2 separate regions of the Homo sapiens genome follow, and region 2 is linked to region 1. The links are chromatin loops, found by intact Hi-C in ENCODE. Cell type or tissue: heart left ventricle. All regions are shown on one strand. Links, peaks and the distances in the headings refer to the core of each region. The heading gives the core; the rest is flanking DNA.

Region 1 (4,180 bases), core at 722-3,221:
ACCTTCACTCTGGCCTCCCTCCTCTCGGGCTGCCGTCACCCTAGACAGGACCCCACTGGCCCAGGCACTTAGGCCCAGGGCTGCCCCGGGGGTGGCTGGAGCCCTCGCTGCTCCCTGTGGAGCTGCATGTGCTGAGTGGTAGGAGCGGGCATCTCCACCGGGTACCCTGGGGCTAGCCAGGGAGCACTGCTGTGGGGGGGCTGTCCCCTGAGGCCCGGGCCGCCCGGCAGCAGCCGCAGCCTTCCAGGTGTTGAAACCAACAAAAGTGAAACTACAGAATGGCGGGGAAGGGCCCGGGGCCTTGCTCAAGGCCGATGTGGGGTGGGGGCAGGTGCCAGGCCACCTCCAACCCGCCCTGGATGCTGGGGCCCCTCCAGCTCCAAAGCCACTGCTCTCAGGGCCCAGGGCCCCTCTGTGGGAATCAGTTGCTTAGCTCGAAAATTAGGGGGAGGGGACAGGCCTGGTCAGGGCCCCGCCTGCCCAGCCAGTCACTTCCTCCCCTGGGTCTGGTTTACTTAACTCTAAACAGGGAAACGCAGCCCCAGCCCCAGCCTGGGAAAGGAGAGAAGGAGGGAACGAGGGAACACTGAGCAGATGGCCCAAGGCTGCAGGTGGGCAGGGCAGGGGGCAGCGGGGCTGGGTTCCATCCCTAAGGACCAGGCCCGGCCACAGGGCAGAGGGACTTGGAGCCCAGGCTGAGATTGGGTGTGTGACCTTGGGCAAGTCTCTCACCCTCTCTGTGCCTCTACTTCCTCTTTGGGTGAATGGGACGTGGCACCCCTGACAGAGACAGGATCTAGGGAGGTGACAAAAATAACCAGAGCCTCAACTGAATCCCTTCATCCACACGACCTCACACTAATCCCTGGGGGGAGAAACCCTTGGGGAGGGGGTACGGTGCTTTTGTTTCATACAGGACTCCACTGACACTTGGAGAGGTAAAGTCCAATGTTATGTGCCCAGCACAAAGGGTGAGCTCAGAGGAGGGTTGTGTCTGACCTGGCTCCCTTTGGGGCTGTGCTGGCCAAATAAGGAGGTGTGGGGAATCAGCTCTGGGGATCTGGGGAGGGGTCACCCCTGGCTCAGGGCCATCAGGGCTCCCACAGCCACTATGCCGAGGGCTCGAGGGCCGGGCTCCTTCCAGCACTTCCCAGGGGGTGGGGGAACAACCTGTAATGGGCGGGGGGAAAGGTGTGGGGACGTGATCAGCCCCCGTGCCTGGCATGTGAGGCTCCACTGGCTCACCCCCTACCCCTGTCCCCCTTGGTCCCCGCTCTAGCCAGGGTCACCCAGCCACTTTTATGGTGTAAATGAATACGCCTCCATCCTGCGGCCCTGGGGTCCAGGCTCCAGCCCACTCCTCACCCTGTGCCCCTTTCCTGGCCCCTCCAGGAACCCAGCAGGTCTCTCTGCACCTCTGCCCTCCCCTCCAGATGATGGGAAGGCAGTAGGAGAGGGTCTGGCGCCCCCTCCATTCCAAATGGGGTGGGCTCTGGAGTCAAATGACCCAGCTGGTCTCCAGCTCTGACACTTCCTAGTTGTGTGGTCTCAGCTTCCCCATCTGTAGAATGGGTCCCTCCCTCCAAGGAAGCAGCAGCGGGGAAAGCTCCGCGCACACCAGGCCCGGGAACGCTGGGCTGTGTTGGTAAACACCCCATCCTTCTCCTCCTCCCTTGGGGATCCTCCGTGGCCCCCCGCAAGGCCTGACACCCTGCGGGGTGGCGGGCTGAGCTGCATTCACGGAGCCAACTGGGTGGGGCGCCAGGATCTCCTCCCCGGGGCAGGGGGAAGAGGGTGGGCAGGAAATTCTGGGGCTCCGCAGACCCCGGCAGGGGCACTCACCCCGGGTGTGCTGCGCGCCGCGCCTCCGCTGCTGGCTGCCCCGCTCCGCGCACGCCGGGCGGGACTCAGAACTGCACTCCCGCCAGCCCGGGACTAGGCGCCGCTCACTCCTTTCCGGGCAGGCGGGACGACGGGGAGGGGCCAGGGACGCCCCGCCCCCGGCCCAAGGCTCCACTGGAGTCCAGGAAGTCTGGGAGAGGTTGAGCCCAGGCTGTGGCCTGGCGGACGGGTCCTGAGGCGCTTAATCCCGGAGAGGAGGCCTGGAGAAAGGAGCGGATAACAGACCACTGCCAACCGCGCGCGTCTATGCTGGCCCCGATGCAGGGGCAGCTCCGCTCAGGCCCAGCTCAGGATAGGAGATGAGACCCTGCTCTCCTCTCACTTCGAGGCTTGTGCGCCTCTGGCTGATGGGACCCCAACATTCGCAGGCTCATGGGCTTGGGGTCCCCAGGATGCTCCCCCACCTCCGGGACCCCTCCCTTGGGCGGCAGTGAAACCCGCCGGTGCTTACACCTTCCTGCTCTTGACCACCCTGGAGAGGCCCCGCTCTGGCCCTTGGGTGGGTGGCTGCCCCACTCTGGGCCTGCTTCACTGGCAGCAGGACACAGGGCCAGGCCATGCTGCCTTGTTCTGCCCAGCGCCCCGCACCCAGCAGGCCCTGGGAGATACCCTGGGGCCAGAGGCCAGCTGTCAGCTCCACCTGCAGCTGCAGCCGCGGGGGGTAGAGGGGGGTGTCACTGTGACCTTGCTCCAGGTCAGCACCATGGGCGTCATCAGGTCCTAGTGCCTGGAAGCTGGGACTCACGACCGTCCAGCTGCCTGCACTTTGGACAGGCCTGGGGCATTCCCACTGGAGGCCAGGGGCCCTTCAGCTCTGGTGATCCCTAAGCCCCACACAGCGAGCACAGGCCTGTGGGGCTGCGGCAGGGGTGGACAAGTGGAGCCCCAGAGCCGGGCCTGGAAACTGAGTCACAGCCAAGCTCAGCTGTGGTTCCTCAGAAAATTGGGGGACTTGTGGTTGGGCGCCATAGGCCTGTTCTGACAGGGTCGGGGCCTGATACAACCAGACAGCCTGAGTGGGGTCTCAGCAGTAAGTGCCTGGGAGACCACGGTAAGGGAAAGAACCCAGCGGTGAGCTGGAAAGACTGACCCGCTTGGAATAGAAGTATTCAGTGCACAGCTACAGGCTCCATGCCACGCTCTGACGGCGGTTACGTCTGGGAAAAGCTAAACCGGCGGTGCTTCAGGAGTCCTGCGCCTGCCTTGTTTTTGGAAAGAACACCTGTTTTCATCAGTGGCCAAGATGAGCTGCGGGCCAGACCTGTGGACACTTCCCGGGCTCCAGGCTTCCCCTCGCCTCCTGCAGTTACTTCTCACCCCAGTGCCACAGGCTGTGGGGCCCAAGCGGGAGCCTGGCCACTTTGGCATTAGATGGCAATGCCTGGTCTAGGAAGGAGGCCCAGGTGTTAGACCTGAGAAAAGCTCCCTGGGAATGGGCTGGGAGAGGCTGGTGTTTTTGCTGCAGGCCTTCTCAGAGCCTTGAATGTCTACCATGCAGTACCTGCCAGCAGGCACACAGCAGCTGGAGCATTTCCAACACTCACTGGGCCAGGAAACTTGTTCTTTCGAAGAAGTAGCTTTTTACAAAGTAGTGCTTTGTAAAAAGCACTTTTGGAAATGATGGTAGATGGGGGGGGTCAAGGTCTCTGAACTGAGTTTTATTATGGGATGTGCCCTGCATGGCCCTGAGCAAGCCCTTTCACCTCTCGGAGCTGGTTTCCTCACTGCAAATGAAGTGAAATCCTTCCACAGTACTTAGCACAAGTTCAGGGGGGCTGCTTTTGGCCATTATATGGGCAAGGGGCTTGTGTGTGGCCCTAGGGAAACCCCACCGTGTCGCTGGGCCAGCAAAGCAGGAAGTGGTGAGCAGTGGCCGGGCCAGCACCCTGGCGTAGGGAACACAGGAAAGAGGATGTGGCTGGACGCAGGCCAGCTCAGGGCCAGCAGGGCCTGTGTCACCCTCGTGTGACTGTCACCCCAAGCAGGCTTCCTCCTACCCCCAGCAAGGATGCCCCGGCCTGAGTTTCTGCCACTTGCTGTTCTTCAGCCTGAGGTCTTGGGAGGCTCCAAGTCCTAAGCGTCTTACAAGTGGATGGCTCTTGGGAGACAGGAGGCCCAGGCCCCAGCCAGGACACCCGGGAGAGTGGGAACGGCAGGTCTGTGGTGACCTCTGGCATCGCTGGGCCTTGGGGAAGACGCCCAGGAAGAGGCAGGGTGACAGGGATGCTGCGGCCTGTGGTCTAGCCATGAGAGCCTGGTGGGGCCCTGGAGTCTACAG
Region 2 (8,950 bases), core at 6,451-8,950, 82 kb before region 1:
AGTCGGTGGCAGTCAAGCTGCGCCGCTCCCCAGAAGCCCCGGGGCGGAGGGAGGAATGGGGGTCCTGGGACGCCTCGCCGCCAACCCCGCCCCTCGCGCGAGGCCCCGCCCGCTGTTTTCCTGGGAGCTCCGCCTACCCCGCGGGCCCCGCCCCTGCCCGCCCCTTCTGAGGCCCCCTCCTCCCGGCGCCGCTCTCGCCAGGAGGGGCCAGAGGGAAGCCAGAATCCCGTTGGTCCGGATTCCTTCTCAGCGGGCAGCCGCTGGCCTTGGAATTCGGCCCGGGCAGTAGCGCTGGGGGAGGAGGGTCCGCCTTCGCTTCCCTGTGACCCAGTGGATCTTCCCAAGGCCTGCCCCTCCTCCCCGCCGCCGCTCATCCCCCTCTGCCTTCTTAGATGGCATTCTAAGAAGCTTGGGGGCCCGGCCAAGGCTACACGGACGGGCTGCCAGTGGGGCCCCACCGATCGCTGGTAGCTTCCACAAGCTGGTGTGGGGATGGGGGCTGCCAGCTCCCCTGCCTCCCTGTCAGTCACTCAAAGGGGGTGCCGACAGGACTGGGGGCCCCTTAGGGGCCTCTTGCCATTCAGGCCTGGATGGCAAGTGCCCTTGGGAGGGGAGGATCAAGGATGGAGTAGGCCCACGACTGGCCATGGCATCCTGCGTGAGCAGAGCCGCTGTCCTGCCTGTGCCCCTGTGCCTCTGCTTACCCATCTGTACAAGGGGTCCCCTGCAGAAGGGAGGGCCAGCCCAAAGCTACCAGGCAAAAGTCCAGCCTGCAGGGCCCAGGGCTGACTGAGGGGAGAGGGGCCCTGTGCAGCCGGCAGAGGGGGTGCGGTGCCTGAACCCAGGTTGCCCAACTCCTAGCCCAGAAGTGTTATCCCCACAGTGTAACCTGCATGATGACTGGGGTCTTTTTAAAAATTGTATTTATTTTCTATTTTGTTTGTTTGTTTTTTGGAGACAGAGTTTGGCTCTTTTGCCCAGGCTGGAGTAAAGTGGCGCAATCTTGGCTCACTGCAACCTCTGCCCTCCAGGTTCAAGTGATTCTCCTGCCTCAGCCTGTTAAATAGCTGGGATTATAGACACCTGCCACGATGCCCAGCTAATTTTTGTATTTTTAGTAGAGACAGGGTTTCGCCCTGTTGGCCAGGCTTGTCTTGAACTCCTGACCTCAGGTGATCCACCTGCCTCGGCCTCCCAAAGTGCTAGGATTACACGTATGAGTCACTGCGCCACAATTTTGCATTTATTGTGCCAAAAATTGCATTTATTGTGTTACAAATGTAATGCAAGCTTAAAGCACAAAACCTCAAATCAGGTTTTCAACAAACTTGGAAAGGGAGCTTAGATTGCCTGACTTAAGACTGGCGACGGTGGCTCATGCCTGTAATTCCAGCACTTTGGGAAGCTGAGGTGGGCAGATATCGAGACTAGCCTGGCCAACATGGCAAAACCCCATCTCTACTAAAAATACCAAAATTAGCCGGGCGTTGTGGTGCACACCTGTAATCCCAGCTACTTGGGAGACTGAGGCAGGCCAGTCACTTGAACCCATGAGGAAGAAGTTTCAGTGAGCCGAGATTGCACCACTGCATTCCAGCCTGGGCAACGAGAGAGGCCTCGTCTCAAAAAAAAAAAAAAAAAAAAAAAGATCACCTGACTTAAAACACCGGCTATGTGGACACAGGAAATGCATTCTGAGGGGCCCAGGGGATCATCTCCAGTAGAGGAACGGTCACTAGGTCATTGCCAGGGTCTACTATGGCAGCCCCAGGAGGCAATCATGTGCCCCAAGGGCCTCAGATTTAGATACATCTGAATAAGGATAATCAGATTAGTACAGAGATCTGTTGTCAGGCCTGAAAGATGTTTGTCACACCATACCACTTAAGGTGCTCTACAAACCATTATTATTATTATTATTGACAGTATCTCACTCTGTCACCCAGGCTGGAGTCAGTGGCTCAATCATGTCTCTACAGCCTCAATCCCCTGGGCTCAAGTGATCCTCCTGCCTCAGCTTCCCCAGTAGCTTGGACCACAGGCAGGTGTCACTATGCTTGGTTGGCTCCATTATTATTTTAAAGTAATCCCTCTATTACCTTGAGAATTGCAAAATTATCTTGAATGGGACTTTTGCATGTGTGTTAAAAGCACTGATTTGTTCAATTTAAGTATTTCAAACATGCCCCAGTTTTGGTAACCCTGTCGAGATGTTTCTTTTTTTTTTTTTAGAGATGGAGTCTTGCTCCTGACCTCAGGTGATCTGCCCACCTCAGCCTCCCAAAGTGCTGGGATTACAGGCGTGAGCCACCGTGTCCCGCCTAGATTTTTCTTAATTTTTGAATGTGCCAGGAGCTTCAAAGAATGGAAAACTCTCCAGGCCCTGTTAGACCTGCCAGAGCTCCTGCAGGCTTTGCGCTTCCACTGGCACTTAGGATGAATGGGTATTTGCTGCTCTCTGCCAGGCTCTGGGAATCCAGCTAACAATAAGCTGAAAAGCATAGATACCCTTTGTGGGGCTTTGGCTCTACACCCAGCTCTTTCCTTGCTGGTTTCGGTGAATCTCCCCAACAGCCCTGTAGAGTAGGACTCCATTTGGGGATGAGGAAAGTGGCTTAGAAAGGTAGATGTTCTGTCCAAGGTCACACAGTGGGTGGCAGCATGACCTCTAAAGATTGTGTGTGTGTGTGTGTGTGTGTGTGTGTGTGTGTGTGTGCGCGCGCGCGTTATGGAGTCTTGCTTTTATTGCCCAGACTGGAGTGCAGTGGCATGATCTCGGCTCACTGCAACCTCCACCTCCTAGGTTCAAGTGATTCTCCTTCCTCAGCCTCCCGAGTAGCTGGAACTATAGACATGTGCCACCATGCCTGGCTAATTTTTGTATTTTTAGTAGAGACGGGGTTTCACCGTGTTGGCCAGGCTGGTCTCGAACTCCTGACCCAGGTGATCCACCTTGGCCTCTCAAAGTGTTGGGATTACAGGCGTGAGCCACTGCACCTGGCCAGAATTTTTACCCATAATATTATACTCAAAATCCCTGCAAATGAGGACAGGAGGAATGCCTGCCCCACCCACCAGACAGATGGATATTCTAGTCACCTGCTTCCTCTGAGCCCTGTGGGCCCTAGACTCTGGCTGCGGGTGCTGAGCCAAATGTATGGTAGAAGGGTCAGTCCAAGTCAGACCACACTTGTGCTCAGAGACCTCCAGAAAGCTGCTGGACCTACACAGCCTTTCGCTGACAGAGCTGGGCTGGGGCCACGCTCAGCACTCAGGGAAAGCCCAGCTCCATGTCACTCTGCTAGCTGGCACTGCAACCCAATCTTCAACATGGAGGATTGCAGCCAGGTGGCCTCTGTGCTCTCATCAATATTTTAAGGCTCAGAACTGGAGCAGGGGTGCTTGGTCCTGGGTGTGACCTGGGAGGAGGTGTGAGCACAGCCTTGCCAGGGCTCTGCTTCTCCAGCCCGTGAGGGAACCCCCACTGTGCCAAATGTCTAGTGCTTCCTGGGCCAAAGGTGCTTATGGTGCAGAAGGACAGAAGGACAAGGCTCCCCTGGATGGGGTCCTGGGTGGAGTCCCAGGTCCTGCTGGCCTTTAACGAATGGTTTTATCCCCTGGGAAGCTCCCTTGCCACCTGGGAGATGAAGTGCTAATGACACTCACCTCACTGCTGCTTAGGGAACTTGCTGTATGCAGCATCTTTGAAAGGGCTCAAAGCCTGCTCCTACCAGGTGCTTGACAGTGGGTTCCCCCATCTTGGGGGGAGTCAGACTCACAAAGCCCTTTCTCAGAACAGGCCTTGGAGTTGGTGGCAGGGCTGAGGCCCGTGGGTGGACCCCGAGGAACCCATCAGCAGGAAATTCAGAGTGGACGGGAACTTCCCAATCTTTCCTCTATCCCTCCTAAGGCCCATCACCCACCCTCTGAGTCTGCTCTCAGAATTCAGCATCAATCACAGAGCTTTTGGATAATTTTTTTATCTTATCCTAGAGGAAAAGGTTTGGTAATTGGAACAACCTCCAATTACCTGCCATAGCAAGTTTCTCTCAAACTCGTCTACTTGTGCACAGACATTGACATTTTGGTTATCAGAGTGTTTGAATTATTTTTGTTTAAAATGTATTTTTATTTTCCTAGCCTCTGTTGCCCAGGCTGGAGAGCAGTGGCGTGATCATGGCTCACTGCAGCCTTGAACTCCTGGGTTCAAGGGATCCTCCCACCTCCGGCTTCTAAGTAACTGAGATTACAGGCACATGTCACTGTGCCTGGCCAATTATTTTATTTTTTGTAGAGACAGGGTCTCACTTGTTGCCCAGGCTCATCTTGAACTCCTGGCCTCAAGCAAACCTCCCACCTTGGCCTCCCACAGTGCTGGGATTACAGGCATAAGCTACTACACCCGGCCCAAATTCTTTTCTTATACGACACTGTCTTCCCAAGCTGTGAAATGCTACAAGTGCATGCATTATTCATCTCCGAAAACCAACCACTGGCAGAGGCAACGCCATGCAATGCACTGCACGCAACCAAACGGTTACTTCTTGCATGCTATGCATTTTGCATACATTCTCTCAATCCTGGATGCTCGGGGTATTATAATCCCCATTTTATAGTTGAGGAAACCGAGGCTCAGCCCAAAGTCATAAGTTAATAATTGCTGAGCCAGGAGCTCACTGATTCATTCATTCAGCAAATACGGTCTCACTCTGTCACTCAGGCTGGAGTGCAGTGGGTGCCTTGACCTCCCAGGCTCAAGTGATGCTCCTGGCTGAGCCTCCCAAGTAGTCGGACAAGTGTAAGACACAATGCTCTGTTAATTTTTTTTTTCATTTTTAATTTTTGAGACAGTCTTTTTTTTTTTTTGAGACGGAGTCTCGCTCTGTCTCCCAGTCTGTAGTGCAGTGGCGCGATCTCGGCTCACTGCAACCTCCGCTTCCTGGGTTTTATGCCATTCTCCTGCCTCAGCCTCCCGAGTAGCTGGGACTACAGGCATGCACCACCTACGCCCGGCTAATTTTTTTTGTATTTTTAGTAGAGATGGGGTTTCACCGTGTTAGCCGGAATGGTCTCGAACTCCTGACCTTGTGATCCGCCCACCTCGGCCTCCCAAAGTGCTGGGGTTACAGGCATGAGCCACCTCGCCCGGCGAGACAGAGTCTTGTTATGTTGGCCAGGCTGGTCTCAAACTCCTGGCTCAAGTGATCCTCCTGCCTTGGCCTCCCAAAGTGCTGGGATTACAGCCATAAGCCACCATGCCTGGCCTTGAGGCAACCTCTTCCTCCCACAGGGAACTGTGATCCCATAAAAATGTCTGAGGCTTTTCCTAACAAAAGCCAGCAGATGCCAGAAAGAGTTATTTCAAATTATAGAGGGCCACTCCTTACTTTAGTGTCCCTTCCTCCTGGCCAGATTTCTGGCATTCCTTTGAGATTACCAGACTGGTGCCAGGGGACAGTGGGACAAAGGGCTTGTCACCTGGGCAGGCCATTGGCATGGCCCCACCTCCCTGTGAGCCGGTATTTTTAGAGAAAGTCCTTGGCTCCTTTATCCAAACGGCCTCCCCAGATTGAAGCCCTTGGCTTCTCAGCCTTTCAAACATCCAGTGGCCGGCCTCCGTCCCAGGGGCCTTGGTCTCTCCTACCTCCCTGCAGGTCAACTTCCAGGCCTGTCGCCACAGCAGCCTTACAAAAGTCCCCTTTCATTTTTATCCTTAAATAAGACCATTTTGCGTGGAGCAAGTTCAGCCAAGTACACACTCTAAAAGATTTTTGCGGCCGGGCGCGGTGGCTCACTCCTGTAATCCCAGCACTTTGGGAGGCCGAGGCGGGCGGATCACGAGGTCAGGAGATCGAGACCATCCTGGCTAACACGATGAAACCCCGTCTCTACTAAAAATACAAAAAAAAAAAAAAAAAAAAAAAAAAAATTAGCCAGGCGTCGTGGCGGGCGTCTGTAGTCCTAGCTACTCGGGAGGCTGAGGCAGCAGAATGGCGTGAACCCGGGAGGCGGAGGTTGCAGTGAGCCGAGATCGTGCCACTGCACTCCAGCCTGGGCGACTGAGCAAGACTCCGTCTCAAAAAAAAAACCAAAAAACATTTTTGCTTCTGGAAGACTGTGAACTCCCCACATAGAAGCATTTCCTGTGTATCAGGCACTGGATTTCCTAAGCCCCTGGCAGCCCAGGAAACCTCCTGTTTCAGCTCATGTCCCATAAAATGGGATCCATAATTTTTATATGTATCAGCACCTCACTTCTAGGAAGGACGGGAGCAGTGAGGGACATGGGGCAGTGTGTGGCAAACGGTAGCAGGGGCCCTTGCCCCTCTACCCCGGCAAAGGTGCGTTAGTCACGGTCACAAGGCTGTTTCCTGCGGGGGATGGGGAGGCAGGGGCAGCGTCCACAACGCCAGTAGCCCCGTGGCACGCACCTTTGGCCTGTGCTCTGGGCAGTTGCGGCGGCCCCATGGCGGGGATGATGCCCCTCCCTCGACGGTCCCTGGGCCTCCAGCCCTGAACTTCTAGGCCCGAGCATCCTCAGTACCACGGACAGGGAAACTGAGGCTGCGGGAGGCGTGCAGAGGGCTGGGCCCCGGTAGCCGGCGTGCAGCCGGGCCCAGCCTGGCCCACCGTGTGGCCTCGAGCCCGTCACCTCTTCCCTCCTTCAGACCTCGGTTTCTTAGTAATTCTTCGGGCTCCGCGTTGGACAGGGCGAGACGCGCCTGTGGCAGCGCTGGGAAATGTTACAAAATCACACCCACTGAGCCCCAGGAGGAGGCTGCTCGCCCAAGGTCACGCGGAGAGGGCAGTAGCCTCCAGACACGTTTCCTGCCTGCCCCTGCCAGGCCCGGCCTCTGATGTCACGGGGCTTCCGAGGGGTCCAAGGAAACTTTCAGCTCCCAAAGCCAACCCCGGGGTCCTCCGAGGCTCAGGAGCCTCCCTCGCTCGGCCCAGTCCGGCTCCGTCCCACCGCGGAGGCGCTCTCCCGGCGCCCCCCGCGCCTCGCTCCCCTCTCCCCCTTCCCTGCGACCGCCGGGGCGCCCCCTCGACGCCCCGCCCCCTTCGCCCAGGCCCCGCTCACGGAGGCCGCAGCGCTCTGGGTTGGGGGCGGCGCCGCAGCCAATGGGGAGGCGGTGTGGCGAGGGCGGCGGCGGTTATGATGCGCCGGGCCGGCGGACGGCGGCCAATCAGTGGCGAGCGCGAGGGCGGGCTGTGACGCGGCCGGCGCTCCTCGTGCGGCGGCGGCAGAGGAGCGAGTGCAGCGGCCAGCAGCACATCCCCGCTCCACAGTCGCCGCAGTCGCCGCAGCCGCCGCCGCCGCCCCGCGCGCCCAACCGCCGCGGCCCCCTGCCCCGCCGGCCTGCCAGTGAGAGAGCGGCGAGGGGGCGCCCGGCCGGACTCTGAGCCTAGTCCTCTCGCGCTGCGGCCGCCCGCGCCTCCTCGGCCGCCTGTCGGGCATGAAAACCAAATTCTGCACCGGGGGCGAGGCGGAGCCCTCGCCGCTCGGGCTGCTGCTGAGCTGCGGTAGCGGCAGCGCGGCCCCGGCGCCCGGCGTGGGGCAGCAGCGCGACGCCGCCAGCGACCTCGAGTCCAAGCAGCTGGGCGGCCAACAGCCGCCGCTCGCGCTGCCCCCTCCGCCGCCGCTGCCGCTGCCGCTGCCGCTGCCCCAGCCCCCGCCGCCGCAGCCGCCCGCAGACGAGCAGCCGGAGCCCCGGACGCGGCGCAGGGCCTATCTGTGGTGCAAGGAGTTCCTGCCCGGCGCCTGGCGGGGCCTCCGCGAGGACGAGTTCCACATCAGTGTCATCAGGTCGGTGGCGCCGGGTCTGGGGGCCGCGGGACAGTCAGGTGACGCGGGGCGGGGCCGGGGCGGGGTCCGGGCAGGGGGCGTGGGCCGGGGGGGTCGGGGGCCGGGGGAGCCGGGGCCGGGGCGGAGGCCGGGGACCGGGGACCGCAGCCGGCGAAAGCCCTCCTTCTCCCAGCCCTGGGTAATCCAAGGGAAGCGGGTTCGCGGCCGCCGCAGGCCGTCCACAAACAGGCTTTTGTAAAAACGTCGGTTTCATGAGAAAACGGGTCTGTTCTAGGAGAACAATACCGTTCCATCACGAAGTGCGTGTGGTACTGACGCTTAAGATAGGTCTAGAAAGTCTCTGCGGTTTAGGGCCTTGAATGAAGGTGTTGTGGCTGGCTTTAAAAACACAAACCACTTTTTAACTTTTTTCTGTTAGTTTTTCGAGTTCGCGATTTGATGTCTTGTTCCCTCTCCAAGAGTCATTGTTAGTGGAGGAGTAGCATTTTCTCATCCCCTAAGAGACATCACTATAGCTGTGTTACTAGACAAAGGTGGGAGGCGTGGCTCCTAAAATAAGAGTAAGGTAGAAATGTTTTTTCCTTTTTTTTTTTTTTTTGAGACGGAGTTTCGCTCTTGGTCCCCAGGCTGGAGTGCAGTGGCGCGACCTCGGCTCACTGCAACCACGGCCTCCCGTGTTCAAGCGATTCTCCTTGCCTCAGCCTCCCGAGTAGCTGGGATTACAGACACACGCCACCACGCCCGGCTAATTTTGTATTTTTAGTAGAGACAAGGTTTCTCCATGTTCGTTAGGCTGATCTTGAACTCCCGACCTCAGGTGATCCACCCGCTTCGACCTCCCAAAATGTTGGGATTACAGGCATGAGCCACCGCGCTCGGCCATTTTTTCCTTTTTTTAAACTTGAAAATATTTAATCTTAAATTTGAATTACAGAAGTACGCGTGTAGGTATTCAGACTTAACAGAAGTCTGACCTTCTTTCACCACTCTGCTCCGAAGACATAACCATTCAACGTAGTGTGTGCATCCTTCTATTGAGACCTTTAAAGATGTGTTCCCGGGCCGGGCGCAGTGGCTCACGCCTGTAATCCCAGCACTTTGGGAGGCCAAGGTGGGCGGGTCACGAGGTCGGGAGATCGAGAC

What was found. Hi-C counts contacts between places; a loop is a spot of excess contacts. Peaks named below come from ENCODE experiments on the same cell type or tissue, not always from the same donor. Only the 100,000 strongest peaks of a DNase experiment are listed, where the experiment ranks them.
Region 2: a loop joins it to region 1, with 2.9 times the contacts of the local background. A loop is called at or near these places in 50 of 110 quality-filtered maps.

What each region holds. Positions count from the first base shown.
Region 1 is chr11:68,036,782-68,040,961 of GRCh38, reverse strand. It overlaps TCIRG1 (T cell immune regulator 1, ATPase H+ transporting V0 subunit a3), which reads right to left and starts at 1,937. Exons shown (of 20, transcript NM_006019.4): 1 at 1,843-1,937. RefSeq lists silencers at 1-65, 1,746-1,825, 1,886-2,065 and an enhancer at 1,957-2,578. In heart left ventricle, for the core only: no CTCF peak of the experiment used is centred there; DNase peaks (open chromatin) are centred at 1,991, 2,736 and 3,211; H3K4me3 peaks cover 2,060 bases; H3K27ac peaks cover 2,500 bases.
Region 2 is chr11:68,119,685-68,128,634 of GRCh38, reverse strand. CHKA (choline kinase alpha) reads left to right here and starts at 7,247. Exons shown (of 12, transcript NM_001277.3): 1 at 7,247-7,807. The coding sequence starts at 7,458. It overlaps CHKA-DT (CHKA divergent transcript), which reads right to left and starts at 6,747. Exons shown (of 4, transcript NR_183630.1): 1 at 6,432-6,747. RefSeq lists silencers at 6,393-6,492, 6,843-7,272, 7,843-7,972 and enhancers at 5,742-6,508, 6,509-7,274, 8,123-8,252, 8,393-8,522, 8,948-8,950. In heart left ventricle, for the core only: no CTCF peak of the experiment used is centred there; DNase peaks (open chromatin) are centred at 6,814, 7,124 and 7,694; H3K4me3 peaks cover 2,500 bases; H3K27ac peaks cover 1,735 bases.